6 separate regions of the Homo sapiens genome follow, and all the other regions are linked to region 1. A link is a contact called in ENCODE Hi-C or POLR2A ChIA-PET data. All regions are on one chromosome and are shown on one strand. Each heading gives the region's core, a stretch centred on a gene start or an enhancer-like site at or near the end of the contact. The rest is flanking DNA. Distances are from core to core; before and after follow the strand shown. Region 1 holds the start of KDM1A (lysine demethylase 1A). Region 2 holds the start of LINC00339 (long intergenic non-protein coding RNA 339). Region 3 holds the start of LYPLA2 (lysophospholipase 2). Region 4 has its middle 23 kb from the start of ELOA. Region 5 holds the start of RPL11 (ribosomal protein L11). Region 6 holds the start of ZBTB40 (zinc finger and BTB domain containing 40).

Evidence for each region. Hi-C counts contacts between places; a loop is a spot of excess contacts on that map. ChIA-PET counts read pairs that join two places held with the same protein, here RNA polymerase II (POLR2A). Pooled maps may share reads with other maps.
Region 2: a loop to region 1 is called in a map of CD8-positive, alpha-beta T cell, with 6 times the contacts of the local background. The contact joins the promoter of LINC00339 here to the promoter of KDM1A in region 1. A Hi-C loop is called at or near these places in 2 of 168 maps with a recorded cell type or tissue (CD8-positive, alpha-beta T cell and posterior cingulate gyrus), 1 of 37 single-sample maps with no recorded cell type and 9 of 50 pooled maps. POLR2A ChIA-PET finds 5 or more read pairs at or near these places in 2 of 52 experiments (GM12878 and WTC11).
Region 3: a loop to region 1 is called in a map of gastrocnemius medialis, with 35 times the contacts of the local background. The contact joins the promoter of LYPLA2 here to the promoter of KDM1A in region 1. A Hi-C loop is called at or near these places in 2 of 168 maps with a recorded cell type or tissue (gastrocnemius medialis and naive thymus-derived CD4-positive, alpha-beta T cell) and 9 of 50 pooled maps. POLR2A ChIA-PET finds 5 or more read pairs at or near these places in 1 of 52 experiments (Panc1).
Region 4: a map with no recorded cell type shows a loop between it and region 1 (3-fold over the local background). The contact joins the enhancer-like site here to the promoter of KDM1A in region 1. A Hi-C loop is called at or near these places in 2 of 37 single-sample maps with no recorded cell type and 1 of 50 pooled maps. POLR2A ChIA-PET finds 5 or more read pairs at or near these places in 1 of 52 experiments (GM12878).
Region 5: a map of endothelial cell of umbilical vein shows a loop between it and region 1 (20-fold over the local background). The contact joins the promoter of RPL11 here to the promoter of KDM1A in region 1. A Hi-C loop is called at or near these places in 6 of 168 maps with a recorded cell type or tissue (CD4-positive, alpha-beta T cell, CD4-positive, alpha-beta memory T cell, CD8-positive, alpha-beta T cell and 3 more), 8 of 37 single-sample maps with no recorded cell type and 18 of 50 pooled maps. POLR2A ChIA-PET finds 5 or more read pairs at or near these places in 7 of 52 experiments (A673, CD4-positive, alpha-beta T cell, K562 and 4 more).
Region 6: a map of OCI-LY7 shows a loop between it and region 1 (4-fold over the local background). The contact joins the promoter of ZBTB40 here to the promoter of KDM1A in region 1. A Hi-C loop is called at or near these places in 2 of 168 maps with a recorded cell type or tissue (OCI-LY7 and naive thymus-derived CD4-positive, alpha-beta T cell), 3 of 37 single-sample maps with no recorded cell type and 16 of 50 pooled maps. POLR2A ChIA-PET finds 5 or more read pairs at or near these places in 1 of 52 experiments (activated CD4-positive, alpha-beta T cell).

The regions. Positions count from the first base shown.
Region 1 is chr1:23,016,670-23,021,310 of GRCh38, reverse strand. KDM1A (lysine demethylase 1A) reads right to left here and starts at 1,843. Exons shown (of 21, transcript NM_001009999.3): 1 at 1,364-1,843. The coding sequence starts at 1,714. RefSeq lists enhancers at 666-1,351, 1,352-2,039 and a silencer at 1,527-1,596.
Region 2 is chr1:22,022,869-22,027,509 of GRCh38, reverse strand. It overlaps LINC00339 (long intergenic non-protein coding RNA 339), which reads right to left and starts at 2,319. Exons shown (of 2, transcript NR_023918.2): 1 at 2,138-2,319. It overlaps LINC01635 (long intergenic non-protein coding RNA 1635), which reads left to right and starts at 1,462. Exons shown (of 3, transcript NR_110692.1): 1 at 1,462-1,546; 2 at 2,544-2,704; 3 at 3,065-3,516. RefSeq lists enhancers at 1,340-1,634, 1,712-1,821, 1,433-2,034 and a silencer at 4,471-4,590.
Region 3 is chr1:23,789,029-23,793,669 of GRCh38, reverse strand. It overlaps LYPLA2 (lysophospholipase 2), which reads right to left and starts at 2,525. Exons shown (of 10, transcript NM_007260.3): 1 at 2,420-2,525; 2 at 910-1,013; 3 at 631-662; 4 at 454-519. The coding sequence starts at 987. LOC105376860 (a long non-coding RNA gene) reads left to right here and starts at 138. Exons shown (of 2, transcript XR_947067.3): 1 at 138-198; 2 at 2,880-3,056. RefSeq lists a silencer at 2,288-2,347.
Region 4 is chr1:23,718,474-23,723,114 of GRCh38, reverse strand. No RefSeq gene overlaps it. Among named protein-coding and RNA genes, the nearest start is that of ELOA, 23 kb to the left of the region's middle. Within about 2 kb of position 2,379, at least 5 of the 41 ENCODE cell types and tissues checked have a DNase peak (open chromatin) inside an H3K27ac peak, as active enhancers do; they include GM12878, where a contact is called at or near this core.
Region 5 is chr1:23,690,018-23,694,658 of GRCh38, reverse strand. RPL11 (ribosomal protein L11) reads right to left here and starts at 2,853. Exons shown (of 6, transcript NM_000975.5): 1 at 2,830-2,853; 2 at 1,900-2,050; 3 at 746-852. The coding sequence starts at 2,835. RefSeq lists an enhancer at 2,572-2,891.
Region 6 is chr1:22,449,411-22,454,051 of GRCh38, reverse strand. ZBTB40 (zinc finger and BTB domain containing 40) reads right to left here and starts at 2,201. Exons shown (of 18, transcript NM_014870.4): 1 at 2,048-2,201. RefSeq lists silencers at 1,718-1,807, 2,148-2,347, 2,662-2,956 and enhancers at 1,918-1,997, 1,711-2,272.

The DNA.
Region 1 (4,641 bases), core at 594-3,093:
CACTCTTGACTTCTGCCCTTTATTTCATTTCTGAGGGCTGGTGTCACCAACCTCTGTGCTTTTCTAACCCATGCTTTGGTAAAAGCTCCAGAAAGTCTTGCCTCCAAAACGGTCTTTCATCCAGCACTGGTTATACTTTAGAGAGTTGGCTCAAGTAGGCAGATAAATATGAGAGCTCTCAGACTGGGTAATACTCATCTCAAGAAGCTCCCCATACACACTGACTTGGTATTCCCACTTAAAAATTATGTAGACAATTTTTTCAGGCATAAATTATATAATCTGCAAATTTTTATTTAAATGTTGACTACACGCACATATATATCCAGGTTGTTTTTTCCAACTAGACCGACCATTAAATCTCCAGAAAAGGCCCAAGTCTAAAGTCTGCGCCCTAATACTGCCCCAGTGCCCTGCACACAGTGTCCCATGTGGTCCTTTGTTTCAAGGGCTGATGATACCCTGTAACAACATGAATGTGGGAATTACATTCCACTTCCATCACTTATTTAGCTTTGTGACTTTAGGCAAGTTGCTTAAATTGTGTGCCTCAGTTTACTCATTCCTAAAATAGGGCTAGCAATACCTGCCCGTTGATATTTAACAACAACAAAAAAAAGTAATGTTGGTGACACGCTGAATATAGCATCTAGGACACAGACATTTGAGGCAGTCACTGTCTGTATATACTGTTTGGAGTCAAATCTTTTCTTCCCATATATTTGCATTTTGACTATTATTTGCTCTCTCAATCAGCAGCTTCCTCATCTGCAAAATTCTGCGCCAAAAGATCGCTGAGAGGATTTTAAAAAAGAAAAAAAAAAAGACTAGAACTCCTACCACACAGCAGGGTTTTGCTCAAACAAAAACAAAAGCAAAAACGACCCTTTCTTTTCATCTCCCCGGCTAAGGCGATTTCTTCAGCATCAACCTACAGCCCCCTCGTGCACCCAGCTGAAACGCCATCAATATCGCCCAACAGCTTCCAGACCTATCTGTGAACAAACAAGTGAGGTCTCCAAGAACGCCAACCGTAACCCCACGTCAGGGAGCCATTTTCCAGTCAAGAAAATGAAAAGGTGTGCAAGAAAGACCTAAGGAATAAAATACCCCTCCCAGCAATCATCGATGCCCCTTCCCACGTCGCTCGGGACCCAGCACAAAGACCGCAGTCAACACCGGCAAAGACTTTTCCTTTCTCACCCCACCCGTCCAGCTAGAGGGGACGTGGCGTGCGCAGCGATACAAGGGGAGGTCTGAGTGGTCGCAGGGCCCAAGACCCGGCGGCGGCGGGGGAGGGCGGAGAAGCCTCGGGGAAGCTCGGCACCAGGCGGTGTCGTTTGAGGGAAGGGTCGAGCCTTACCTTCGCCCGCTTGCGCCGGCTGGTCCGACGCCCCTCCGGAGTCTCTGCTATTCCAGTTTCCATGGGGGTCGCAGACCCAGGCACGACAGTAGGGCCGGCCTGAGGCCCTGCGGACCCCGGCGGTTCCGCCAGGCCCCCGGGGGGCGAGGCCCGCGGAGGCTCTTTCTTGCGGGGTGTGCGCTCCCCCACCGCCCCCGGCCCGACCTCGGCTGGGCCCGACAGGCCCGCGGGCTGCGCGGCCACCTCAGACCCGTTCTCGGAGCCGCCTGCTGTCCCAGGGCCAGCCTCCGTCCCGGTTGCTGCCGCTGCAGCCGCCGCCGCCGCGGCTGCCGCCTTCTTCCCAGATAACATCTCGGGCCGCCGGGCCGCCGACGGCCGTAGGGGCCGCTCGCTCTGTCGCTCCGTGGGTCCGAAAAGCCTTGCCTCGCCTCGCTTCACGCTGCCCGCGCGCCGCCAACCGCCGTCGCGTACGCACGCGCCAAGCGCGCTCCCGCCGCGCCGGGACAAAAAGGGTCGGAGACACCCACGAGCCCCGCCCCTCCCCCGCAGCCATAGAGCGGCGTTCTCGCGGCTAGAGTGGCACCGCAGCAAAGAACGTGTAGCTTGCCTAGAGCGTCTCCCCGGCGTTTGGAGTGGGACCTGGCACAGTCCGTGGTCTTAGGGCTTCTGGGCCAGACTAAACCTCCGAAGGTGACCATTTCCTCCAGGGACTTTCGGGTTTGCATGCGTGCGTTCGTTCATTCACTCACCCAATTATTCGTTAATTCAACCAGTATTTATTAATGCTTGCCTACTACGTAACAAGGGTTACATTATGAAGTTCTAGCTTTCAAAGAACTTACAGTCTAATGGGGGAAAACACTGAAATATGTTGGTAGAGCGTCTTACTTATTCATAATTGCCCTGCTTGGACTGGGCAAAAAACTTGGAGAGCACAGCAGTTTCGATGGTAGTAAAATGGAGACAAGTTACGAAATCCAGGTTTGAGTCCAGACGGAATTGCTCTTGTCTCCAAGCCTTTGTTCATGCTTTTCCTTCTGGCTGGACCCCAACCTCATTCGCACTCCATGTCTTGCGCTTCTCCCATCCCCCATGTCCCCCATCCCCCATGTCCCCCATCCTTCATGTCCCCCATCCCCATCCACATAACACCTCTTTCTACTCCAGGTTAATTCTTTCTAATAATGATAGTAGCGGTTTATTCTTTTAATTTTTCGAGGAATCCCTTGCTAACCCAAAACTGGAACAGGTCGTGTACTTTTAGCATGCGTGTACTTATTACACAAACAATTGTCTTTTTAATAGTCTGTCTCTTCGAAGTGAAATTGTCAAAAAATTATTCCATTTACATGAAGTTCAAGAACTGGTAAAACTAATCTCCAGTAATAGGCTCCAATCAGCCCTTGCCTGAGATGGGGGTCGGGGGTTGACTGCAAAAGAACAAGAAAGAACTTGCTGGGGGTGATGGAAATGTTTTATATCTTGATTAGGGTGATGGTTACATAGGTGTATATATTTGTCAAAACTCTATGAACTATCCATGTAAAACAGGTATGTTTTATGTAACTGTAGTACTTCAGTAAAGTTGTTTTTTGTAAAAAACTAAGCAAACAGACAAAAAGGCAATCAAATGTAGAAAGGAAAAAAAGTAAAAGCTATGCAAGAAAGAAAATGTATCCGAGTGGCGTGGCACGCACTTGTAGTACCAGCTGCTCGAGAGACTGAGGTGGGAGAATCACTTGAGCCTAGGAGTTCATTCAAGTCCAGCCTGAGCAACATAGTGAAACTGCGTTTCTAAAAAAAAAGAGAAAAGAAAAAGAAAGAAAATATAATCATAGTACAACATATGGCTCAGCTGTGAACTGTATTAACATGACCATAAAAACGTAAGCAGTGAATATTGTTTTATTTATTTTTTCTGTTCTTTTGTTTGTTTGTTTCTTCTTTTTTTTTTTGAGACAGAGTCTTGCTCTGTTGCCCAGGCTGGAGTGCAGGGGTGCAATCTTGACTCAATGCAACCTCTGCCTCCCAAGTTCAAGCGATTCTCCTGCCTCAGCCTCCCCAGTAGCTGGGATTACAGGCGTGTGCCACCATGCCTGGCTAATTTTTGTATTTTTAGTAGAAACAGGGTTTCGCCATGTTGGCTAGGCTTGTCTCCAACTCCTGACCTCAAGTGATCCTCCCACCTCGGCCTCCCAAAGTGCAGGGATTACAGGTGTGAGCCACCGCGCCCCGCCGAGCAGTGAATATTGTTTTAACCAAAGTGATAGAATTACATTAAGAGAATGGAGAAAAAAGAAAGTTTGTGGGGAGAAAGATGAGAAGGTTTTAAGGATTTAGGGAAGTAGGGAGGTTGTTGGGGGAGGTGCTGCTTGGGAGCTAAATTATTTTTCACCATAAAAATATAATACATAATGTTGGCCAGGCGCGGTGGCTCATGCCTGTAATCCCAGCACTTTGGGAGGCCGAGGCGGGCAGATCACGAGGTCAGGAGATCAAGACCGTCGTGGCTAACACGGTGAAACCCCGTCTCTACTAAAAATACAAAAAAACTGGCCGGGCATGGTGGCGGGCGCCTGTAGTCCCAGCTACTCGGAGGCCGAGGCAGGAGAATGGCGTGAACCCAGGAGGCGGAGGTAGCAGTGAGCCGAGATCGCGCCGCTGCACTCCAGCCTGGGCGACAGAGCGAGACTCCGTCTCAAAAAAAGTATATATATATATATATATATATATATATATATATATATATATATATATATATATATATATAAAATACATAATGTCAAAATTGAGAAATCAAAAAATAATATAAGCATACTATTTAGAAATATCAAGGTAAATACAGAAGAAACAGCTAAAAAAGTTGGAATTGGTTGTCTCTAAGGCTTGGAACTTGACGGTGGAAAGAGGTGAGGCAGTGGATTGGAGCTTGTTTTAAATCCTGTAGTTCTATCTGACTTGTTTGCACATTTAATAGTTTGATAAAACTTGAAATTAGATGTTAAAAACATACATACCCTTTGACCAAGTAATTCTACTTTCAGGAAAGCATTCTAGGGAAAGATTCAGTATGTGTACAGATTTAACTTCAACACTGTGTATCTCAGGTTATACGTAATGACGATAAAGGAGAACTAACCTAAAAACCCAACAAAGGCCAGGCACAGTGACTTGCATCTGTAATGCCAGCATTTTGGGAAGCCGAGGTGGAAGGATTGCTTGAGCCCAGGAGTTTAAGGCTACAGTGAGCTATGGTCACGCCACTGCACTCCAGCCTG
Region 2 (4,641 bases), core at 1,070-3,569, 990 kb after region 1:
CGTAAAAAATGAAGCAGGCTTATGAGTACTGGTAAGAAAGCTGTCCATATCACAACATGACTAAGGTCCCGATCGATGTGTAGTATGACCCCCGATCTGAGGAAATTAAAAATACATAAATACAGATACAAATAAATAAAACCTGATATATCCAAATAATAGATAGAAAGTTATCAAAGAAATTAATTGTATTTACTTCTGAAGGGCAGAAACAGTAGAAGGGGGAAACACTTTTCATTTTACATCTTTCTGCATTGTTTTCTAACTACACACATGTATTACTTTTATAACAACTCAAGAGGAAGAAAACTTCTCAGGCTTTCCCCTCCTGCCCAAAAACCTTTCTGAGTGAAAACCCCTAACCCACTTAGGAAAACACCCTTTTATTACTTCTTCTAGCTCCCAGCACCCAACGTCTTTACAACCCAGGTTTCTAGGAACAGACTGTCAGTGGGCCTTTTTCTTTCCTTTTTTTTTTTTTTGAGACAAGTCTCACTCTGTCGCTCAGGCTGGAGTGCAGTAGTGTGATCTCGGTTCACTGCAACCTTTCCTCCTTCTGGGTTCAAGCAATTCTCTGCCTCAGCCTCCCGAGTAACTGGGATTACAGGTGCCCACCACCATACCTGGCTAATTTTTATGTTTTTAGTAGAGATGGGGTTTCACCATGTTGACCAGGCTGGTCTCGAACTCCTGACTTCGGGTGATCCACCCGCTTCGGCCTCCCAAAGTGCTGGGATTACAGATGTGAGCCACCACGCCCAGCAGTCAGTGGGCCAATTCTTAAGGCTGGCTCTCAAAGATGAACCAGCACCACAATTTACCCGGCTTATAAATCCTGTCAGCTTCAGAAGACGACTTACCAAACACAAATTTATCCTCACCAGTTAATAACTCCTTTTCTTTGCTCAAAAACCCAGTGAGAAAAAATAACTCCAGGCCAGGCACAGTGGCTCATGCCTATACTTCTAGCACTTTGGAAGGCCGAGGCGGGTGGATCACCTGAGATCAGGAGTTCAAGACCAGGCTGGCCAACATGGTGAAACCGTCTCTATTAAAAATGCAAAACATTAGCCAGGCGTGGTGATGTGCGACTGTAATCCCAGTTACTCGAGTGGCTGAGGCAGGAGAATCGCTTGAACCCATGTGGCAGAGAAGGTTGCAGTGAGGCGACAACGCGGCACTGCAACTCCGGCCTGGGCGACAGAGCGAGACTCCGTCTCAAAAAAAAAAAAAAGAAAAAATAACTCCAGTGCACTGCGCCCTTACTTCCTATCTAACATTGTGCCGAACGTTATACACAGATCCTCCTCCGTATGATCCTTAGTTCAGGATCATAAACTCTTGATAAATTACTGCCCCAGGAACCTCCAGTGACATCAACCGCTGCTACCATTTGTGGAATTCTGCCGGCCAGACACCCCACACTGCATTCCCTCACAACTGATCCTCCCGATAGCCCATGGGGTAGGCACTGTTATTTCCATTCACAGATAAGCAAAGTGAGGCTCGGAGGGCGGGGACTTGCCCAAAGCCACAAGGATGAAAGGTAGTGCGATGACTCAACCGATAAAAATAATCCCGGTTGTGGTGGGGGGGAGCTGAGCCCGACTCCTCCCACTATGCTGCCGCGGCTCCGAAGGCCTAGCCCGAGTGCGGAAATGGGCTTCTAGGGTCCCAGGACGAGGTCCACCTCCAGAGCTGCAGTGAGGTCCAAGTCAGCCCGAGGAGCCCGCAGGTCCCACATTTCAGTCATTTCCCTACCCCAAAGGCAGGGACTCCCCGCTCCTGGGGCAGGCAGCCACTGTGGCCGCGAGCAAGCGTACTCGGGTTAGGAAGGAGAAGGAAGGGGACAGGGGGAACGTTCACCTACGCAGCTGCCACCTCGGAGGACGGGGGAGCGGGGGACGAGGAAAGATCAGGATAAGACCCTAACTCCCACAAATGACTCCAGGAAAGGGAGACCACCACTCCCCGAGCTTTGGAGCGCCGCGCGGGAACCGGAAGTCATGCCCCGCCCGGAAGTTAAGAGGAGGGGCATAGGTTGGAAGGGGTGGGCCGGGTCTCTCTAGCCTCCGCGGTACTACGCAGCTTCATGGTTTTAACTCTTGGTGGTCTTTTGACCGTCCTCAGTCCTTACCGTGCGGAGTTTTGGATACATTCTTAGCAGCTTTTTCGCTCCGGAGAAGTTCTTTATCTTTCTGAGCCGCAGTTTGCCCAACTGCAAAATGGAAAGAGATGAAGCAGGAATTAAGATACTCTAGGAGCTCGCCCACAGCTGATTCAGGGCCCCATTCTGAGGTTACACCCTTAAGCCTTTGCACCACTCAAAGGAAGGAAACCAAGAGAGAGGGGTGGCTGGCTGCTGTTTGGAGACAGTGGTCCTTGTATTGGCGCCCCGCGGAATCACTCCAGATGAGTCAGTGGATACAGTCTATAGGTCCCGCCTCATTGTACGCAAACAGCAGTGGGCATATGGCCGTGGGGGGTTGATACAGCCTGTCCGGGGTGGGACTCTGTGTGTATGGGAGGCTAAATCTCAGCAGGACTTTTCCAGTTGCTACCAGACTACGCACTGTCGCCTGATGGTTAAGAACTGAAGCTTTAGCCGTGCGCGGTGGCTCACGCCTGTAATCCCAGCACTTTAGGAGGCAGAGGCGTGTGGATCACCTGAGGTCACGAGTTCGAGACCAGCTTGACCAACAAGGTGAAACTCAGTCTTTACTAAAAATACAAAAATTAGCCGGGCGTGCTGGCAGGCGCCTATAGTCCCAGCTGCTCGGGAGACTGAGACAGGAGAATTGCTTGAACCCGGGAGGCGGAGGTTGCAGTGAGCCGAGATTGCGCCATTGCACTCCAGCCCGGACGAGGGAGCAAGACTCCATCTCAAAGATGAAGCTTTGAAGTCATACTGATCTGGTTTGCGTCTGATCACACAGGTTCAATGACACAGCCGGCTAGAGGAAGCAGAGATGCTAACCACTGCAGCCCCGATCTTAACCCTGAAGGGGAGGGATTGAGCTGTTAGAGAGAGGTACTCAGTTGACTTCTCCCTCTCTCTTTCCAGCTGGCATATCCGAATGGGCTGAGCTACCGGATTAAGAGGGACACCCCAAAGCCCCCATTGCTGGGTTATTGCTCCAGAGCCAATGTTCTTGGGGAAAGGAAGATATGCCCTTTGTCAACATTGCCACTGCTGGTCTGTAAACTCCTAGACGGCCAGCTGGTGGTTCACAAACCAGGACTCCTTGCTCTGGCCCTACCCCTACCTACCAGAATGACCGTGAACCCTTCCCCACTCACTCCTACAACCAGGTTTCCATCTCCTCTCTCAGCTTAGGTTTCCCTAACTGTAAAATAAAAGGGTTGGACTAGGTTAAGGACTTCCTGCTATTTCTCTCTCCCACACTCTAAGGTTCCTTAGGAATGCTTCAGAAAACAGCAGGGGTTGGGGCAAGGATGCCGCTTGAGTCCCAGAGCAACTCCAATTTCATAGGCACATAAATTTATGTGAAAGTATATACGTTTCGGCTTGTGTAAGATTATTTTATCATCCCAGGTAAAATTCAGCCTTTGTGCTTCATCTTTCCCCACCCTCCTGCTCACTCAGTTTGCTCCAAGAACACTGACCTTCTGGCTATTTTGCAAATCTGACAATCTGACAAGCTCATCTTCACTTCTTTTTTTTTTTTTTTTTTTTTTTTGAGACGGAGTTTCGCTCTTGTTGTCTAAGCTGGAGTGCAATGGTGTGATCTCGACTCACTGCAACCTCTGCCTCCCGGATTCAAGCGATTCTCCTGCCTCAGCCTCCCGAGTAACTGGGATTACAGGCACGAGCCACCACACCCGGCTAATTTTTTGTACTTTTAGTAGAGACGGGGTTTCGCCATATTGGCCAGGCTGGTCTCGAACTCCTGACCTCAGGTGATCCGCCCACCTCAGCCTCCCAAAGTGCTGGGATTACAGGTGTGAGCCACCACGCCCAGCCTTTTTTTGAGGCAGAGTCTCATTCTGTCACCCAGGCTGGAATGCAGTGGCATGATCTCAGCTCACTGCAACTTCCACCTCCTGGGTTGAAGTGATTCTCTTGCCTTAGCCTCCCAAGTAGTTCAGATTACAGACTTGCACCACCCTGTCCAGCTAATTTTTGTATTTTTAGTAGAGACAGGGTTTTGCCATGTTCCCCAGGCTGGTCTCGAACTCCTGACCTCAAGCGATCCACCCACCTCGGCTTCCCAAAGTGCTGGGATTACAGGCGTGAGCCATCGCACCCGGCCTCATCTTCACTTCTTTTGCTGATCTCTGCTTGCAGTGCTCTTTCCTGAGATCTGTTCACCCAGGTTCCAGTTCAACTGTAGCGTCTCCTTTTCTGCCCACCTCCTCTATCCCCCGACCCCGGGCACCCTTCCAATTCCTTTATAACCTGTTACTTTGTTTTTGTGATTACCTAGTTATTTTCTATCTCATCCACTAGAGGCAGTGTCCACAAAGCTAAGGACTTTGTCTGCCCTGTCACCACCATGACCCCAGTACTTAAAACTGAGCATAGGCCGGGCACGGTGGCTCACACCTGTAATCCCAGCACTTTGGCAGGCCGAGATGGGCGGATCACAAGGTCAGGAGATCGAGACCATCCTGGCTAAC
Region 3 (4,641 bases), core at 1,276-3,775, 770 kb before region 1:
GGAGGAATGAGGAGGCCAGAGCTCAGAGCCCGGAGTGGGGCCGCGCCGCCCCTGGTGGCCCCTCCCAGCAGGCAGGGCCTGTGTTTAAGGTGTTGCCAGGCAACCTGCCACGTGGGGCTGGAGGCTGTGGTTGGGGCAAAGCGCCAGTAATGGAGAAGCAGAGCCCAGCGCTTGGTGTGACGGGGTCCCAGGTAGTCGGTGAGTACTTGGGGAAGGGGCAAAGGGAGGTGTGGGTTCTAGGAGAGCTCAGGTCTAGGAGGCCCTAGGGCTGGGGGCTGGTGCTGGACCCCACTCCTGGGGGCTCCACAGGAGCTCAGGCTGAAAATGCCACTTCTGACTGCCCTGAGCCCAAGCCCCAGGATGCAACTGACAGGAGAGAACAGGCCTGGGATGACAGGACCACCCCCAGATGATCCCCAGCCTCAGCCCCTCCCTTGCTGGGGTGACACTCACGCATGGGGACAGATGTACTTGACGTGAGGGAGCCGGATGGTGGAGAGGGCGTCAGCCCAGCTGTGCCTGTAGGAGGGACGGGAGAAAAGGCTCCGATGTGGTAGGAAGAGAAGGCCTCTCCAGTCCGCTGCTGGGCCAGGACCCCTCCTTAAGGAGCACCCCTCCTCAGTCACTTACCCTGTGTCTCCAAGTCCATGTAAAAAAATAACCTGGAAAAGGATGGGAAATGGGGAGACAGGAAGGCTTCCCCTAGGTCCTCCAACTTCTGCCCACCCCTCCCCCACCCCCAAGGACCTGGGGGAACCCAGGTAGCAGCCAAACAGGTTACTACCCCGAGCCTGCTGGCCTCAGGATACTCCCTGCTCATCACTGCCACCTCCATTTTCCCACACCCCCTCCAGCCGGTCCTCCAGCTGCTCCCACAGTGTCTGGCCGTGGGTGAAAGGGGACCCTTACCGCGGCCGTTTCCCGCTCAGCTCCAGACACGGTGGCAGCATCGGTGAGCAGGGGCACAGACATGGTGTTACCACACATACACCACACGGCTCCACGGCGGGGGCCTGCATACATCGGGGCGGCGGTCAAGAGCAAAACCAGGCACAGGACACACTCCTGGCCCAAGAGGCCACCAGGCCATCAGCCCCACACAGCACCCAGGTTCTGTCCTGGGCACAAAGAATAGTCAAGCAAGAAGTCCCAGGGCACAGGAGAAGAAGTCTGCCTCAGTTCCAGGGCTGAAAGGCAGAGACAGCCTCCCTAGTGGCCCAGAACATGTGTCTCTGGTTCTGGCCCAACCACAGGACCTGAGCTTGCTGGAGACAGGCAGAGGCAGGGCATAGGGACTGTAGGGCAGGGGGCAGAGGGGAGGCAGCGGCACGCCTGCTTCATTCCCCCTCTAACTCCTCAGGGGTGAGTGCCTTCCCCCTCCTCTCCAATCATCCCTGGGTCCCTGCCTCCCCAACTCCGGGCCCTATGGGAAATGGAGAGAAAAGTGCCAGGGAAAGGAGCTTCCATCCCCTACTCAGTGCCGCCTCCAACCCCCATCTCAACCTCCCCCCACCCAGCCCCCATCCAGCCTTCACAGCAGTTTCTGGCCCATCCATTCCCAGACCCCCAGGGGGCTGCCCATGTCCCCAGAAAGCGTAAGAACTCCACCCACCCCCAAACTGGTGCTCCACGCCCCCCCTAAACGGAGCTACCTGCTGCTGCTGCCACTGACTGCAAACGAGCCCTGGCTTGACCACGCTCTGGGACTCCCAAACACACAAAAGAATGTCAGGCTGGCTGGCCCCTCCCCATCCTCGGCGTCCTCCAAACTCGCCGGAAGCTTCCACTACCTGCCTCAAGTGCCTGCCCACCCCTCCCAACTGGCCTCACCTTCCATCTCTGACCCCTGAGGGCAGCTCCCCACAATGGGATCGTTCACCTGTGACCCGGGGTTCCTCTTCCCATGGGGAATGCACCTCCTGCCCTGAGCTGCGATTCCCTTCCTTCTCCACCGTGGGGACTTGCACCTCCCGCCCAGGCTCCCTCCTCGGAGGGGTGCCTTCCCCCTGACCTGTCTCTCTCTATACACCTTGAGAACTTCCACCCTGACCCAGGATCTCCCGCTCCCCACAATGGGAACTTCTGTTCTGACCAAAGGTCACCCTACCCAGTGAAATTTTCTACCCTGACCCAGGACTCCCACCTGCCCACAATAAAGCTTTGTACCTTTGACTCTGGGGAAGCCCCCGCCCCACAATGGGCTCTTCTATTTCCGACCCTGAAGTCTGTCTCTTTATACTCAGACACCCCCTTGCCTAGCCCCGCTCCACTCCCGAAGTCCCCAAGACTGGACAGCGCCTTCGCACCTCACTCCCCACCCCCATCCCCCCCATCACGGTTCCCCCTCCCCGCTCTCCGGGACCCTCCCGAGGCCGACCTCCCCCTACACGCCCATCCTCCGCAGCCGCCGGCTGGGTACCTCCACTCCCTGGGACTTCCGAGGCCGCTTGGGCGATTCTCCTCTTTCTCCCGCAGACACACTCTTCCCCCTCGGCCGCCCCCGCCGGAACTTCCGTTCGAGTCCCGGGAACCCAGCCATCGCGCTGCCGGAAGTAGCCTGGCCGACAGTACGGAACCCGGAAGCGGGGACCCGGCTTCGCTGGATAGAAGCTGCCATGTTGGAGGCGGCGGGGCTACTCCCTGTCATTCAGCCGCGCAGTCGCTGGGTTCTCACCCGCTCCCACCTTGTAGATTCGAGACAGGGCACCCAAGACTCCCACTTGCTACCACCACCCATGCGCCTCCTGGAGGAGGGCCGACCGGAAGGAGAGGCATCCCTCACACTATTGTTTGCATAAACTTTACCACCTTCCCATCCTCATGGGACACACCTCTTAAGGCCTCGGGTGTCTGCCACTGGCTTTCATGCCCTATTCCAGGATCATGAATGGAATGACACACTCTGAACCGAAGAGACCTTACAGATCATCTAGTTCTCCAGCCTTGAAGATGGGGAAACTGAGGCTCAAGGAAGGCATGTAAACAGCAACCTCGGGATTCCATTTAAATTCTGCCTCTCTGGATCTGCTTCCTGATATATAAAATGGTAATAACCACCCTGCCTCCTTCACAGCTTTGTTGGTAGGCTTAAATGAGGTTGTGTGAACATGGTTTATACAGTAAAATCACAGCGTGAGGTGTTAATCACGCAAAAAAGGACCTAGGAAAAATACAAAGGCCGTATCAGGAGAGCTGGACAGGCACTGGCAGTGTTAGCGCTGCCCTTCACAAGCAATGTCATGCAGACAGTGCACAAAACGCTGCCATCAAGCTGAAGTGGAAATAGGTATCAGGGACCACAGAAAAGTCAGAAGGCAGGCAAACTGAGTTGAAGGAGCATGTCCCTGAGAATGTGTGGGGATCTGCAAATAGGAAATGAGTCACACTTGACCCTCAGCCGCTTAGGACTCACTCTCCCAGCCTAACCTATACTAGTGTTTTCTTTGAACAGAAAGAAAACAGTACAGCCAGGCGCGGTGGCTCACTCCTGTAATCCCAGCACTTTGGGAGGCTGAGGCGGGCGGATCACGAGGTCAGGAGATCGAGACCATCCTGGCTAACACGGTGAAACCCTGTCTCTACTAAAAATACAAAAAATTAGCCTGGCGCTGTGGCGGGCGCCTGTAGTCCTAGCTACTCGGGGGGAGGCTGAGGCAGGAGAATGGCGTGAACCCGGGAGGCGGAGCTTGCAGTGAGCCAAGATAGTGCCACTACACTCCAGCCTGGGCAACAAAGCGAGACTCTGTCTCAAAAAAAAAAAAAAAAAAAAAAGAAAGAAAAGAAAAAGAAAACAGTACAAAGTTGGAAGCTCAACAAAGCACTTTCCCCCAGGCCCAGAGGCACTTTGGTCCTAAGTACTCAACAGGTCAGGGAGCCTACAATACCAGGATTCGGGGCAGGAAACCTTTGAGCCTATGGGACCACCACAAGCCAAGGACCCAGGACTGAATGTCAAAAGAAAATGGAGGGTAATGTCCCCACTTATGGAAGAATGAACAGTTCCTCCTGCAACCTCGATCACCTGAGACACCATGACACTTAAAACAAATTCTTCAGAGTGAAGCTTCAAATTCAGAGGCTCAGTCCCAGGAGCTGTGATTAATGCTTTAATTAGTGGAATTAGTGAAGGGCTAGTCTGCTCTAAGATTTTTAACTTTATTTTTCCCCCTACTCCAAATTTAAACATAGCCCTTCTTTTAACTCCAAAAAATGATCCAACTGAAATAAAGAGGCTGTGGCTGAGTGAATAGGACCCTTCATGCTTTTCAAGAACAGCATTTGCATTCTGGTTTATTTCAGGCTGCATTTTAGAAATTTTGAGGGCCAACAAGGTTTGGTGGTAGCAGACCTTTCCTAGGACAGGCTGGAGAAACAGTGGCTATATCCTCCAAACAACAGCATGGGCCAATGCCTCAGAGGAATTCTCCCAAAAGGATCAGATTCAACACTAATTCCCTTTATTACCTGTTCCTGTTTTCTGCAAGGGAGAGAATACTGACCATATCAAATCCCCTTTTTAGATACTTACATTCTCTTCAATTGCTAAACTGACTTTCAAAATTTAAGTCCAAAGTCTTTGGTCTACCTGGAGACCACATGAGCTGCTCAATTACTTTCCTCACCCTCATTTCTTCTGATGAG
Region 4 (4,641 bases), core at 1,130-3,629, 700 kb before region 1:
CACTCCAGCAAAGGGCACCATTATTTGCCAAGTGGCTCAAGTCTGAAGTCAAGGGGCTATCCTGGACTCTGACATACCTACCCATCCACCTCCATTCACCAGATCCTACTGATGTTATCTTCCAACTCCCTCAAAACCTATTTGCTTCTTCCATCTCATTCTCTCTAACGTGGATTAAGCTGCAACTGCCTCTCCACAACTGCCCTCTGCACCCTGTTCCACCCATCTCCTGCAGAGCTGTCAATTCAAATTGACTCTGATATGCAAATCTGATTTCGAGTAAAACCCTTCAGTGCTCCCCTGTGGCCTGCAGCCCTGGTACTCTCAACCCTGGCTACACATTACAGTCACTTGGGGAGCTTTAAAACTGATCCCAACACGAAGTCCCCATATCTTAAGAGACTCAGACCAAATGTTTTTAGTTCTTTTTTTTTTTTTTTTTGAGATGGAGTTTTGCTCTTGTTGCCCAGGATGGAGTGCAATGGCACGATCTCAGCCCACCGCAACCTCCACCTCCCGGGTCCAAGCGATTCTCCTGCCTCAGCCTGCCGAGTAGCTGGGATTACAGGCACGTGCCACCATGCTCGGCTAATTTTGTATTTTCAGTAGAGACAGGATTTCTCCATATTGGTCAGGCTGGTCTCGAACTCCTTACCTCAGGTGATCTGCCCACCTTAGCCTCCTAAAGTGTATTACAGGCATGAGCCACTGCGCCCAGCATTTTTTTTTTTTTAAGACAGAGTCTTGCTCTGTCACCCAGGCTAGAGTGCAGTGGCACGATCTCAGCTCACTGCAACCTCCGCATCCCAGGTTCAAGCGATTCTTGTGCCTCAGCCTCTTGAGTAGCTGGGATTACAGGCGCCCGCCACTGCGCCCGGCTAATTTTTGTATTTTTAGTAGAGATGGGGTTTCACCATCTTGGCCAGGCTGGCCTCGAACCCCTGACCTCGTGATCCACCTGCCTCAGCCTCCCAAAGTGCTGGGATTACAGGAGTGAGCCACCACGCCCAGCCCATGTCATTCTTTTTCTTTTTTGAGACAAGGTCTTGCTGCCACTTAGGCTGCAGTGCAGTGGTGTGATCACAGCTCACTGCAGCCTCAACCTCCCACCTACCTCCCAAGTAGCTGGGACTACAGGTGCATGCCACCATGCCCACCTTATTTTTTTATTTTTTGTAGAGATGGGGTTTCACTATGTTGCTCAGGCTGGTCTCGAACTCCTGGGCTCAAGCAATCTGCCTGCCTCAGCCTCTCAAAGTGCTGGGATTACAGGCATGAGCCACAGTGCCTAGCCTGTCATTCATCATTCTTTTTTTTTTTTTTTTTTTTTTTGAGATGGAGTCTCGCTTTGTCACCCAGGCTGGATAGCAGTGGTGCAATCTCAGCTCACAGTAACCTCTGCCTCCTGGGTTCAAGCGATTCTCCTGCCTTAGCCTCCCGAGTAGCTGGGATTATAGGCACACACCACCACGCCCAGCTAATTTTTGTATTTTTAGTAGAGACATCGTTTCACCATGTTGGCCAGGCTGGTCTCGAACTCCTGAACTCAAGTGATCTGCCCACCTCGGCCTCCCAAAGTGCTGAGATTACAGGTGTAAGCCACCGTGCCTGGCCCTGTCATTCATTCTTTCAGCAAAAATTTACTAAGCATCTACTATGTGCCACGTGCCTTGCTTGCACTGATGTGCCTGGTACATAGGCACAGTATGAACAGTAACATTTAGGCCCCTCATAAAGCCTACAGCCTGTTAGGGTCAATGAGGCTCTTAGTGTTTTTTGGGTTTTTTTTTTTTTTTTTTTTTTTTTGAGATAGAGTCTCTTGCCCAGGCTGGAGTGCAGTGGCACAATCTCGGCTCACTGCAACTTCCACCTCCCAGGTTCAAGCGATTCTCCTGTCTCAGCCTCCCGAGTAGCTGGAATTACAGATGTGTGCCACCATGCCTGGCTAATTTTTTTTCTATTTTTAGGAGAGATGGGGTTTCACCATGTTGGCCAGGCTGGTCTCGAACTCCTGACCTCAGGTGATCCACCTGCCTTGGCCTCCCAAAGTGCTGGGATTACAGGCATGAGCCACCATTCCTGGGCTGAGGCTCTTAGTGTTTTTTTTGTTTGTTTGCTTTTTTTTTTTTTTTTTTTTTTTTTTTGTGGCTCTTAGTGTTTTAAGCCTTACTTCTGGCCCCTCTCACCTCTTACTCTTTGTTCTAGTCATCATGACAGAGTTGGGATTTCCCAAACTTGCCCCATTGCAGCCTCAGGGTCTATAAATATGCCAACCCAAAATTCCAGCCCTCAGCCTCCTGGCCTCATTAAGACTCAGTTTGAGAATCACTTCCTCTGAGCAGCCTGTACCTAACCCCACCCCAGATCTGCCCCAGATTATCGTGCACCCATCACTGGAGGAGTCTCTCGTGTGGTCGTCACTGTCCATTTCTTTGTGTGATGTCCTCACTAGACTGTGAGCTCCTTGCAAGCAGGGACTGTGACTAAACCATCTCTGTATCCCTGCTGGGGGCACTAACTAGCTGGTGAACCCATAAGTACGTGGACTTGAACGGCCCAGTGGAGGGTCTGTATGAGAGGTATCCGCATAGGGCAATACACGGTGTGAGAGAAGAACTGCAGCTTCAGAAGGGCTAGGAGGCCAGGTTCTCAGCAGGAGTTTCCAGAGCACATAGCCTGTAACCACCAGGAAACAGGCAGAGATACAGAGCCTCGAAGCTGAGAAAGACAGTGCCTTACTTCTCCTTGAAGAGGGGCCTTGTGTGGTGAAAGTAACACATCTGTGTTCTAATTTGACTCCTCACCGGCTATGTGACTTTGGGTTAGACGGACCTCTAATATTTGCATGGCTGATGGCAAAAGTGTATACAGAGGCCCACATACCATTTATCTAAATATTTAAAAGTTAAAAACTAACAAACCATTAAATACAGTTTTTACTCTATCCTATCCTATTCTGTTCTCTTACTTCGATGAATATACCTTCATAATGACCTGGGGCTAGGTTTAAATTTAACATTCTCAGATTCCTAAGAGTTCTTGGGGATGTGGTGGCACAAGGAGAACTAGCCCCTAACCTACATGCTGTTCTTCCCACCTGCATTAGGCAGAATAATGTCCCCTCCCCACCCCAGGTGTCCACACCCTGATCCCAGGAACCTGTGAATATGTTATCTTACATGGCAAGGGGGAATTAAAATTGCTAATCAGGCCAAGCATGGTGGCTCACACCTGTAATCCCAGCACTTTGGGAGGCCGAGGCAGGAGGATCACTTGAACTCAGAGGTTTGAGACCAGCCTGGGCAACATTGCAAGACCTCATTTCAATTTATATTACAAATTTATTTATTTTAATACAATAAAAATTGCTAATCAGCTGACCTCAAGATAGGGAGATTATCCTGGATTATTGAGGTAGCCCAAAATAATCACAAGGGTGCTTCTAAGTGAAAGCGAGAAGCATGAGTCAGAGTCAGAGAAGATGTGATGACAGAGGCAAAGGCTGGAGTGATGGGATTGCTGGCTTTGAAGGTGGCCACCAGCCAAGGAACACAGGTGGCCTCTAGAAGCTGGAAAAGGCAAGCAAACAGATTCTCCCTGGAGCCTCAGGAAGGACACAGCCATGGCTATACCTTGATTATAGCCCAGTGAGACCCATTTTGGACCTCTGGCCTCCATAAATGTCAGATAGTAAGTTTGCGGTAATTTTTTTACAGCAGAAATAGGAAATGAATACACTGCCTTAGTCTCTGTCCTGCACCACAGGGCCTCACGTTCAGCCCAGGGGTCACACCAGCTCCTAAGTGCAAAGTCACACTCACAGACAGATGCCCCTTGGCCACCCCTTGGGCCTAGGGGTACACACACCAGTGTTCTGGGGAGGAGGGACCCAGGGAAGAGGCTCTGGAAAACAGCAGGGAAATCTGGGGTTGTGACATGTGTAGCATGGTCTAGAAAGGGGTATGGGCTTAGGGTTGGCACAGCTCCTAGGCTGCACGGCCTCCTCACCTGCTCACTTGGGGTAAATGGCTTCACCTCCCTGAGCCTCATCTGTAAAATCAACCATGTGGATCATTATTGAGCACATCATCTGAGCCAAGTGTCCTACTTAGTATCAGAGATTTGAGAATGCCTCATCCTTGTCCTCAAGGAACTCATCTCCTAGTAATTCTGACCTCACAGGGCTTCTACCCAAGAAGGGAATGGTAGGTAAAGCAGCTGACACATAGAAACCCCTCAATAAACTTTATTTTCCATTCCTTTCTACTTAACCAAATCAAGGGGCTTACCAATTAAAAATAAAAATCCCTTGCCCAAACTCTTTGATGGATTCCATCTGCTCCTAGGAGGGGCCTAAAATCCTTTGCAAGCCCAACCTCCACCCCACTCTGTGTTCCACATACAAACCTTGTAATTCCTCAACTCCACCAAAGGGGCGCTCCTGCTTCTGGCCTTCGCCTTGCTGTTCCTGCTGCCTGGAATGTCTTGTCTTCCACAAACACCCACCCCTTCTCACCAAGCTTTCTCTTTCAGGGCTTAGTTGAAATGCCATTCTCCTGGTGAAGCCCTTCTCGGTTTCAGAACCCCACTAACCTGAGCAGGTTTACCTGCCATCTTCTCTCCCAACACCAGATAGGACTC
Region 5 (4,641 bases), core at 1,604-4,103, 670 kb before region 1:
TGTGGAGAAAAATGCAGCAATAACATTCCTTGTCATCTTCAACTCCCTCCCACCCCCAAGTAACTATTAATAGCTCAGCCTGCAACATGCACCCCAGAGCAAACAGAAGTCAATGAAACTTGGCTGAGAACACAACCTGACTTCCTCACTATACCTCGACTATAGATTCACACCCCAACTACCCAGTATGACCTCTCCCAGCTTCCAAAGAGCAGAGAAAAACCCAGAGAAAGCAGAGGCATGAAATGACTCCCAAGCATCCTTTTTCTTTTTTTTTTTTGAGACAAGAGTCTCACTCTGTGGCCTAAGCTGGAGTGCAGTGGCACAATATCAGCTCACTGCAACCTCTACCTCCCAGGTTCTAGCAATTGTCGTGCCTCAGCTTCCCGAGTAGCTGGGACTACAGGAGCCCGCCACCAAGCCCGGCTAATTTTTATCTTTTTTTAGTAGAGATGGTGTTTCACCATGTTGGCCAGGATGGTCTCGAACTCCTGGCCACAAATGATCCAACCGCCTTGGCCTCCCAAAGTGTTGGGATTACAGGCGTTGAGCCACCGTGCCCAGCCTCAAGCATCTTTTAAACCACCAAGAACAGTTTAACCCTGCTGATTGTAGAAAAAGCCTTTTAGAAGCTTAAGTAAATAAATATCAAGACACCAAAGAACAGAACATTAAATGTAACTTATCTACATGTGTTACTAAAGGAGTGCTGATCAATATCACTCCATTAGGGGATTAGGCTCACCTTTAGACCCTTCTCCAAGATTTCTTCTGCCTTGGCCCCTCGAACTGTGCAGTGGACAGCAATCTTTTCATTTCTCCGGATGCCAAAGGATCTGACAGTGTATCTAGCTGCAGGAAGTGGGTAACAAGGAGTCAGATGCCATCATACCCCCACTACACTCACCTCTTTCCCAGAACACCATCTCCATGACTTAAAGAGACATTAAGCATTCATCCACACTCTTTTAAGTTGTGGTGTTCTAATTAGTGTCTCCCACATCTATTAATAAGATTTCATCCACAGCACAGATTTTCCCATTTCCAGACATCCAGCCATCCTTCAGCAGTTAAGAACAGTCATAACGCCGAAGTTCCAGGAAGGGCAAGGTCACAACCAGAATAGGCCGAAGAAGCCACTAGTAAGATTATCATGTTCCAAAGAAAACAAAGCATTATTGACAACATCTACTATTTGCTGAAACCTTATTGTACTGTTATCCATATTTTACAGGTGAGGTTTTGAGAGGTTTATTAACTTGCCAAACATCACAGCTGGTAACAAAAAGCAGGAGTGGAATCCAAAGACTTGCCATATTTCACTGTCCTAAAGCAACTACACATGTACAACTCATTTTATCTTCCACAATTATAAAGTATTACCCTCTTTATGCAAAGAAAAAAGCAGAGGTCCAGAGAGCCCAGAGTCAGACCAGCAAATGGTGAAGCCATCACTCAAACCCAGGCAATCTGTATACAACTTTTGAGATAGGGTCAACCAGGCTGGAGTGCAGTGGCACTAATATAGGCCACTGAAGCCTCATGCTCCCGTACAGCCCTGTTCTTAATGCAGCCTATATAACCCTAACTGCTAATCAGATCTAATGATCTTTACTTCGTTCCTGACATTTCCACTCTATCTCATATCCTAGTTACTTAGGAAAATCTTTACTTGGGCTAGTCTTAGCTTAAGATCTGCTCAAATAAAATCTAGTGTTCCAATCCCACACGCCATCTTGAATAAAAAAAAAAAAAAAAGACACCTCTTGGCCGGCTCATGAATTTAATGCTTTAAGTGATGCCGACTGTCACTTTCTAAACAGACTCGACAGCAGGTAAATCAAGAAACAACCAAGCGACCCAAGCAGGCAAACCCTGTATGTCCTTGTGACTACTCACCTTTGGAAAACACAGGGGTCTGCCCTGTGAGCTGCTCCAACACCTTGGCTGCTCGCGTCAGTCTGTCTCCACTCTCCCCAACACAGATGTTGAGACAGAGTTTGCGGATGCGAAGTTCCCGCATGGGGTTCTCCTTTTCACCTTGATCCTGCTGCAACAGGGAAGAGCAGCAGTCAATACACTCACAGCTGAGGGCCCTGAGTTTTACTACTTTCTATCTGCACAGCATTTTTATTTCTGCTCATCCCAAATCGTAACGAAGACCCTGAATGTTTAAAAGGTATAATGTTTAGGGGACATCAAGGGAAGAAGACAGCTCGGAACCTATCCTTCCTCCACGAACGGAACGGGTGAAGAGAAAACTCAGGACAGTTATTGAGTGTTAAAAGATACGGACACTGAGATCGAACCCTAAGAGGCTCAGGGTAACAAAGAGCGCCCCCATTGTAAGGCCAACTAAGGGGAGTGAGCGAAGAAACAGAACTTAATTGCTCAGTTAACAGGAAACACGTGGTTATGCGACGTCCAGCATCCTATTCGGAAGCTGTCTAAAGGCTGGCACCTTCCCTAAGCGGAGCAACCGACTAAGGTTTCCTAGCACCGAGCAAGTCTCAAGTCCCCGGGACCAGGAAAAGGCCCGGACCCCCCTGCCTCAGAACCCTCCATTCACCCCATCTGCCCCCGCTGCAGCCTCCTGACCGTGCTTCTGAGCACTCCGGGCAAGTGCCCGGAGCCGCTCCTAAAACGATGGCAGGGAAAGTGACAGAATTCAACCCTGCGTCCTTGGCTCGAACGGCTCTGCTAGTTTTGGGCCAGCAGGCATTGCGGGCTCCATATTCCTCGGGCTGCGGGCGAAGTAGCCCCCGCAGGCTCGGCCTGCCATGGATGGCGACGGATAAAGGAAAGCAAATCCAGGTCCCAGCTACTCACCGCCATGATGGAGAGCAGGAAGAGAAAGCGGAGCTTCCGGCCGAGGGCCTTATGGGCCAGGAGGCGGGCTCTTTTCCCAGGCTAACCACAGAGATGAAGACGAGGAAGAGAGGCGCATTTGGCAAAGCCCTGCAGCGTCGGCTTCTCCCTTGTGGGTAGTGCTAGCCACTGCAGGCGACGCTGGCTGAAGACCGGGATCTGGGTTTTCCAAAAATAGTTTTTGAAAGCTCCCGAATCAGCACGTCCTTGAGTTTCCGGACCTTGAGGACGTTCTCTCCTCCCAGTGTCACGAGCTGGTGGTCCTTGTGTGATGAGAACGCCAAAACTACATTAAATCAATCATGCAAATTATGACGCAAATTTATTCTGTAACAACGTAAACAAATATAATTTATTTATTTATTTATTTTTTGAGACGGAGCCTCGCTGTGTCACCCAGGTTGAAGTGCAGTGGCGCGATATCGGCTCACTGCAACCTCCGCCTCCCGGGTTCAAGCGATTCTCCTGCCTCAGCCTCCCAAGTAGCTGGGATTACAGGCACGCACCACCATACCGGTCTAATTTGTTTGTATTTTTAGTAGAGATGGGGTTTCACCATGTTGGTCGGGCTGGTATGGAACTCCTGACCTCAAATGATCCACCCGCCTTGGCCTCCCAAAGTGCTGGGATTACAGGCGTGAGCCACCACTCCGGGCACAAATAGAATTTATACAAACGGAAAGGAGTGGTGGTTTAAGAGTCCCGAGCTTGAAGACAGGCAGATGTGGTCCTGTCTCGACCAGCTAGTAGCTATGTGACCTTGGGCAAGTTACTACAGGGTGCGTATTCCTAACCTGAAAAGCCTGGGACCAGACGGTTTTTAGATTTGGGATTTTTCCGGATTATGGAATATTCGCATAAACATAATGAGATATCTTGGGGATGGAACCCAAGTCTGAATATGAAATTAATTTATGTTCCATATACACCTTATACACATAGTCTGAAGGTAATTTTATACAATATTTTAAGTAAGTTTGTGCATGAAACAAAGTTTGTGTACATTGAACCATCAGAAAGCAAAGGTGTCACTATCTCAGCCACCCTTGTGGACAATCTCTGGTTGGTTGGCCTAACCATTTTTCCAGACTGTAAATGTATATGCTATTGATAAGCAATACTTTCTTACGCTTATTCACATATAAGTACTTAACAGCGGCCGGGCGCGGTGGCTCACGCCTGTAATCCCAGCACTTTGGGAGACCGAGACGGGCGGATCGCGAGGTCAGGAAATCGAGACCATCCTGGCTAACACGGTGAAACTCCGTCTCTACTAAAAATACAAAAAAAAAAAAAAAAAAAAATTAGCCGGGCGTGGTGGCGGGCGCCTGTAGTCCCAGCTACTCTGGAGGCTGAGGCAGGAGAATGGCGTGAACCTGGGAGGCGGAGCTTTCAGTGAGCCGAGGTCGCGCCACTGCACTCCAGCCTGGGTGACAGAGCGAGACTCCGTCTCAAAAATAAAAAATAAGTTCTTAACAGCAAAATATATGCTATGTCATTAATACAGTGAAAAAGTAATGTGTTCAGGGCAACTAAGCAGCAGAGGAGCATCACCAGAAAACCTGGATCAGCTGTGAAACAACAGCGACCCACCCCCCCTCCCCCCACCACCACACCCGACCCCGGCCCCGCCAACCAGGCCAGGTGCTGTGGCTCACACTTGTAATCCCAGCGCTTTGGGAGGCTAAGGCGGGTGGATCACTTAAGGTCAGGAGTTCGAGACCAGCCTGGCCAACGGGGTGAAACCCCGTCTCTACTAAAAATACAAAAATT
Region 6 (4,641 bases), core at 952-3,451, 570 kb after region 1:
CTTGAACCCGGGAGGCGGAGGTTGCAGTGAGCCGAGATTGTGCCACTGCACTCCAGCCTGGGCAACACAGCGAGACTCTGTCTCAAAAAAATAAATAAAATAAAATAAAATAAAAATTTGTTCAATGAATGACCTAGATTTGTTTACTTGGTATTTACCTGCAAACACCAGGTTGTGGGTACTGGCTAGCAGCTGAGGATAACAACAGTAAGGTGTGGTCCCTGCCCTTAAGGACCTCCTAAGCTAGTAGGAAAGACAATAAACAGATGGAACAATACAGGGTGTTCAGTGTGATCAGATTAGCTTCAGCTCTCAGCTGAATGCCTTAGCTATGTAACCTCGAACATCTCTCCGACGTGAGTTTGTTTCCTCTATGCGTAAAATGGTAATATTAATACTACTTATGTCATAGTATTGGTGTGAGGATTAAGTGATAGTCCATATAAATAAAGCACTTAGCACAGTACCTGGCACAAAATAATCACTCAGTAAATAGCAACTAATAATTTTATTATGATGATGCTATTACAGCTGTATTTGAAATTATCTTTGTCTACCTGTATACCACTTGTCCAAGCCCCACATAGAATTTAAATTCCATGGAAGGGCAGAAATCATATTTGTCTTGTTCACCACTGTATTTCCAGGAATTTGAAACGTCTCTGGTACACAGTAAGTGCTCAACAAACACTAAATGATTAATGAATGCATGCGTACATGCATGGGGTGTTCTGAAACCATTTGTTAAACCACTAATGAATAGCTAAGTTTGGGGACTACTGACATAGAAGAAAAGTGTTTATATTAGAAAGGAGGGGCAGAAGTTTGATGATTTAGCTAAGTAGAAAAAAATTTCACTGAGATTGTAATTAAATCTCCATTAACCATACAAAGATCTGGGTACAATTCCAGGGAAGAACAAACAATTCCAGGTAGAAAAGACTTGAAAGAATAAAATCCAAAGCAGTTTGACCGGTGCCATCAGGCAGGGGGCTCCCAGGGACAGGCTCAATTTGGCAGCCCTATAACCTAGTACACCTATACATATATTAACCACTCAGAACAAATTTCTTCCTCGTTTGTAAAATGGAAATACCATACTTACTTATAAAGCGTCGTCATAAAGTAGAACAACACTTGTATGAATATAAATAAAGCACCTGGTTCATTGCAGCACTGGCTGCATGGTACCAACGCTATTCAAAGCAGGAGAAACTCTGAATAGTCAGTAAGACCAGAAGGGAAGCCAGAGTGTTCTGTCAACTAAAGTGCTCTCGGTGCATCGCGCAGTTTTAACTCTTTTCCCACTCCAGAAGAACCGACGAGAGGAATAGCTGAATGACAACACTGATCCAATCTCCTTGTGTTTAGGGCAGGGGTCAGTAAACTTTTGCTGTAAGGGACCAGACAGAAATATTTCTGGCTTTGTGAGCCAGCCGATCAAAGCCAAGCAACGGCTGCGCAACTACTCAGCTCTGCCCTCTTGGCAGGAAAGCAGCCATAGACAATACATCAACAATGAACAGGGCCGTGTTCCAATAAAACTTCATTTATGGACTTGATTTCATAGAACTTTCGCAAATTACATGAAATATTCTTCCCCCTAACCATTTGCAACTGTAAACAAAGACCGAGAGGGGAAGAGAGAAGGGGGGCATGGATTAGGCCCAAGGCCATAGTCCGCTGACGCCCGGCGAAGGGACCTGAAGGGAGGGGGAGTGAGACAGCGACAAGAGGCCTCCGGACGGGCCGAGAGGGAGGTGCGGGGCGACAGCGAGCCCCAGGCGGTGTCAGGTCGGGCCTGGCGCCCTGAGTGGGTCCCCGCGGTCTCTCCCCTCCGCAGTCTACAGCAGAGCCGGCGCCAGGGGTGCGGACCGCCCCTGGAGGGGGCACGTCCGGGGTGTAGGTGAGGCGGCCGTGATTCGGCCGAGTCCCGCGGAGTTCGCCACGCGGAAGGGTCTGTATACACCCCTCATTTAGGGCGCACCCGGGCCCCCGCTGCAGGAAGGGTCTCCACGCGGAGTCCCAGCCCCGTTTCTATGGTTACCTGTTCAGCACCGATTCAAACTGCCGTTCTTTATTGACAGCGCCATAGAGGACACGAACACTCCTGCCCGAAGGGAACAATAAAGCTTTCGCCATTCAACAGCGCCGGAGACGCCAGAAGGCGGCCATCTTGAGGCCGGCGCGCAATGGGTATCAGAGGGGAGGGGGCGGCCCGACCTGCCCCACGCGCCGCGGTCACGTGCTGGGGGCGGGGCCTGCGTCACGCGCTCGCTCTCCACCTATGCTAGGACGGCGGGGGCCGGCTGGTTGCTAGGCTCTTCTCTGACCTCTGACCTTGGCCACTCCCTCCTTCCCTCCCCACACTTCCTAAGTAAAGTTTTTTTCTTTTTTTTTTTTTTGAGATGGGAGATTCGCTCTTGTTTCCCAGGCTGGAGTGTAGCGGCGCGATCTCGCCCCACTGCAGCCTCCGCCTTCCAGGTTCAAGCGATTCTCCTGCCTCAGCCTCCCGAGTAGCTGGGATTACAGGCGCGCGCCACCACGCCCTGCTAATTTTTTTTTTCTCTTCTATTTTTAGTAGAGACAGGATGTCACCATGTTGGCCAGGCTGGTCCCGAACTCCTGAGCCCAGATGATCCACCTGCCTCGGCCTCCCACCATGCCCGGCCCTAAGGAAAGTTCTAATGGAGCTCCGCAGTCTCGCTCCGGCAGCTCTAGGATTAGGATTTTGTTTCAAAGGAGGGCAAGGAAGTGAACACAAAAGGCTTCGTTTTTCCAAAACAACACATTCACGTGCGAGGCGGAGAGGCGACCTGAGCCGCGTCCCCAGCCCGCACTCTTTGTGGGACAGGCTTGGCGCTGGTGGGGCGCAGTGGGCTGAAGGCATCCTGGAGGCATCCTGATCCTGCCTCTCGCACCTCCCAATTTTGGGATTTAGGGGCTTTGGGATTTAGTCCTAGCTTTTCTTTTGCTCATTTTCCTTCTCACACACTATGCGTTCCCTGTTGAAGCGTCCCCTTGCCACCCTTCCTTACACAAACATTTAAATCAGATCCAGCAGTAACAAACTGAGTCACCTCCGCGCTGGCCCACTGAACACAGTCACCCTGTCACTGACATGCAGCCACTTTTTCTGTCCCTGACAGTTACGTGCCCAAATCCAGCCATCTTAGTGCAATGTCCAGCTTCCTCTGTGGTTATACCTTTTCCATCTGCAATGTCAATATTCAGTCGTTCTGAGAGCTGTCTCTGGCTGACTGACTCACCCCATCACCGTTTTACATCACAAATTCAATCTACTGGGCAGAACTGTCACTTGCATTGTTGCTGTCTCCCGGTCGATCATATTTACTGTCACTGTCTGACATGCAGCTACCGTCATTGACCATAAACTTCAAACGGTTCTGTTCAAAATAGCACTTTGTTTGCCCAGCTGTTGCCCTTTCTGTTGTTTTCACTGTCATTGTCATGCAGCCACTTTTGCTGCCACACAGTCAAGCCAGTATTTAACAGGCCCCTTCAGGGTACACTGTTGTCCTCATACCCTTGTGCCCAGTTAGTCACTTTCACTATTATACTCATGTCACCGTTACATTCAGGGTCGGATTTACTGTAGCTGTTATTTAGTCACTTTTGTAGTAACTGGAACCACGCCTACAGCTGTTGTGTCTCCTAAGCCCTCATTTCCACCAGCCTCACATTCTCTTTTAGTGGGAACATAGGGTTGCTAGATTTAGCAAACAAACACCTAGAAGGGTGCTTGGCACATAGTAGGTGCTCTAGAAATATTTATCGAGTTAATGGGATTACAGGTGTGAGCCACTGGGCATTTTGGGAGCATTTTGGGAGGCCGAGGCAGGCGGATCACCTGAGGTCAGGAGTTCGAGACCAGCCTGGCCAACATGGTGAAACCCCCGTCTCTACTAAAAATAGAAAAATTACCTGGGCATGGTGGCAGGTGCCTGTAATCCCAGTTACTCAGGATGCTGAGGCAGGAGAATCGCTTGAACCTGGGAGGCGGAGGTTGGAGTGAGCTGAGATCACGCCACTGCACTCCAGCCTGGGCAACGAGAGCGAGACTCCGTCTCAAAAAAAAAAAAAAGAGAAATATTTATCGAATTAATGGATTTTAAAAAACAGTATCATTGCCAATGTGCTGTATGTGAATGCAGATGGCTTGAAGCTCAGGAGTCTCAATAGGAATAAGTTTTCAGGCACCATCTGTCCCTCCTGTTCCACTTAACAAGACTTCAAATCCTATAGGGACTAAACGAAGAGAGCAAAAGAAAAGTGGCCACCAAGTGTACTCAGTTATTGGGACAGCAGTGACAAAGAAGAGGCTTTCTATAACTTTTTTTAAATGAATACATGCTTATTATAAAATATTTAGGAAATATGGAAAGGAATCTTTCCCTGGGGGGATTGTTTTAGACATCTCCCAACACACCCCACACATGTATCCACAGTCAGTGGATCAGTGGCTGCAGTTTCCCCATCACCATTTACTTAAGGTTTTGCATTAACAGAAGTTCTCATGGGGCTGACTTGCCTACAGTTCATGAACAACGACATACTGTCATGGAGAGCAATGGCTCTGGCTTCTGGCTGGTCATGATATGGAAGAATAAGAAGACAATG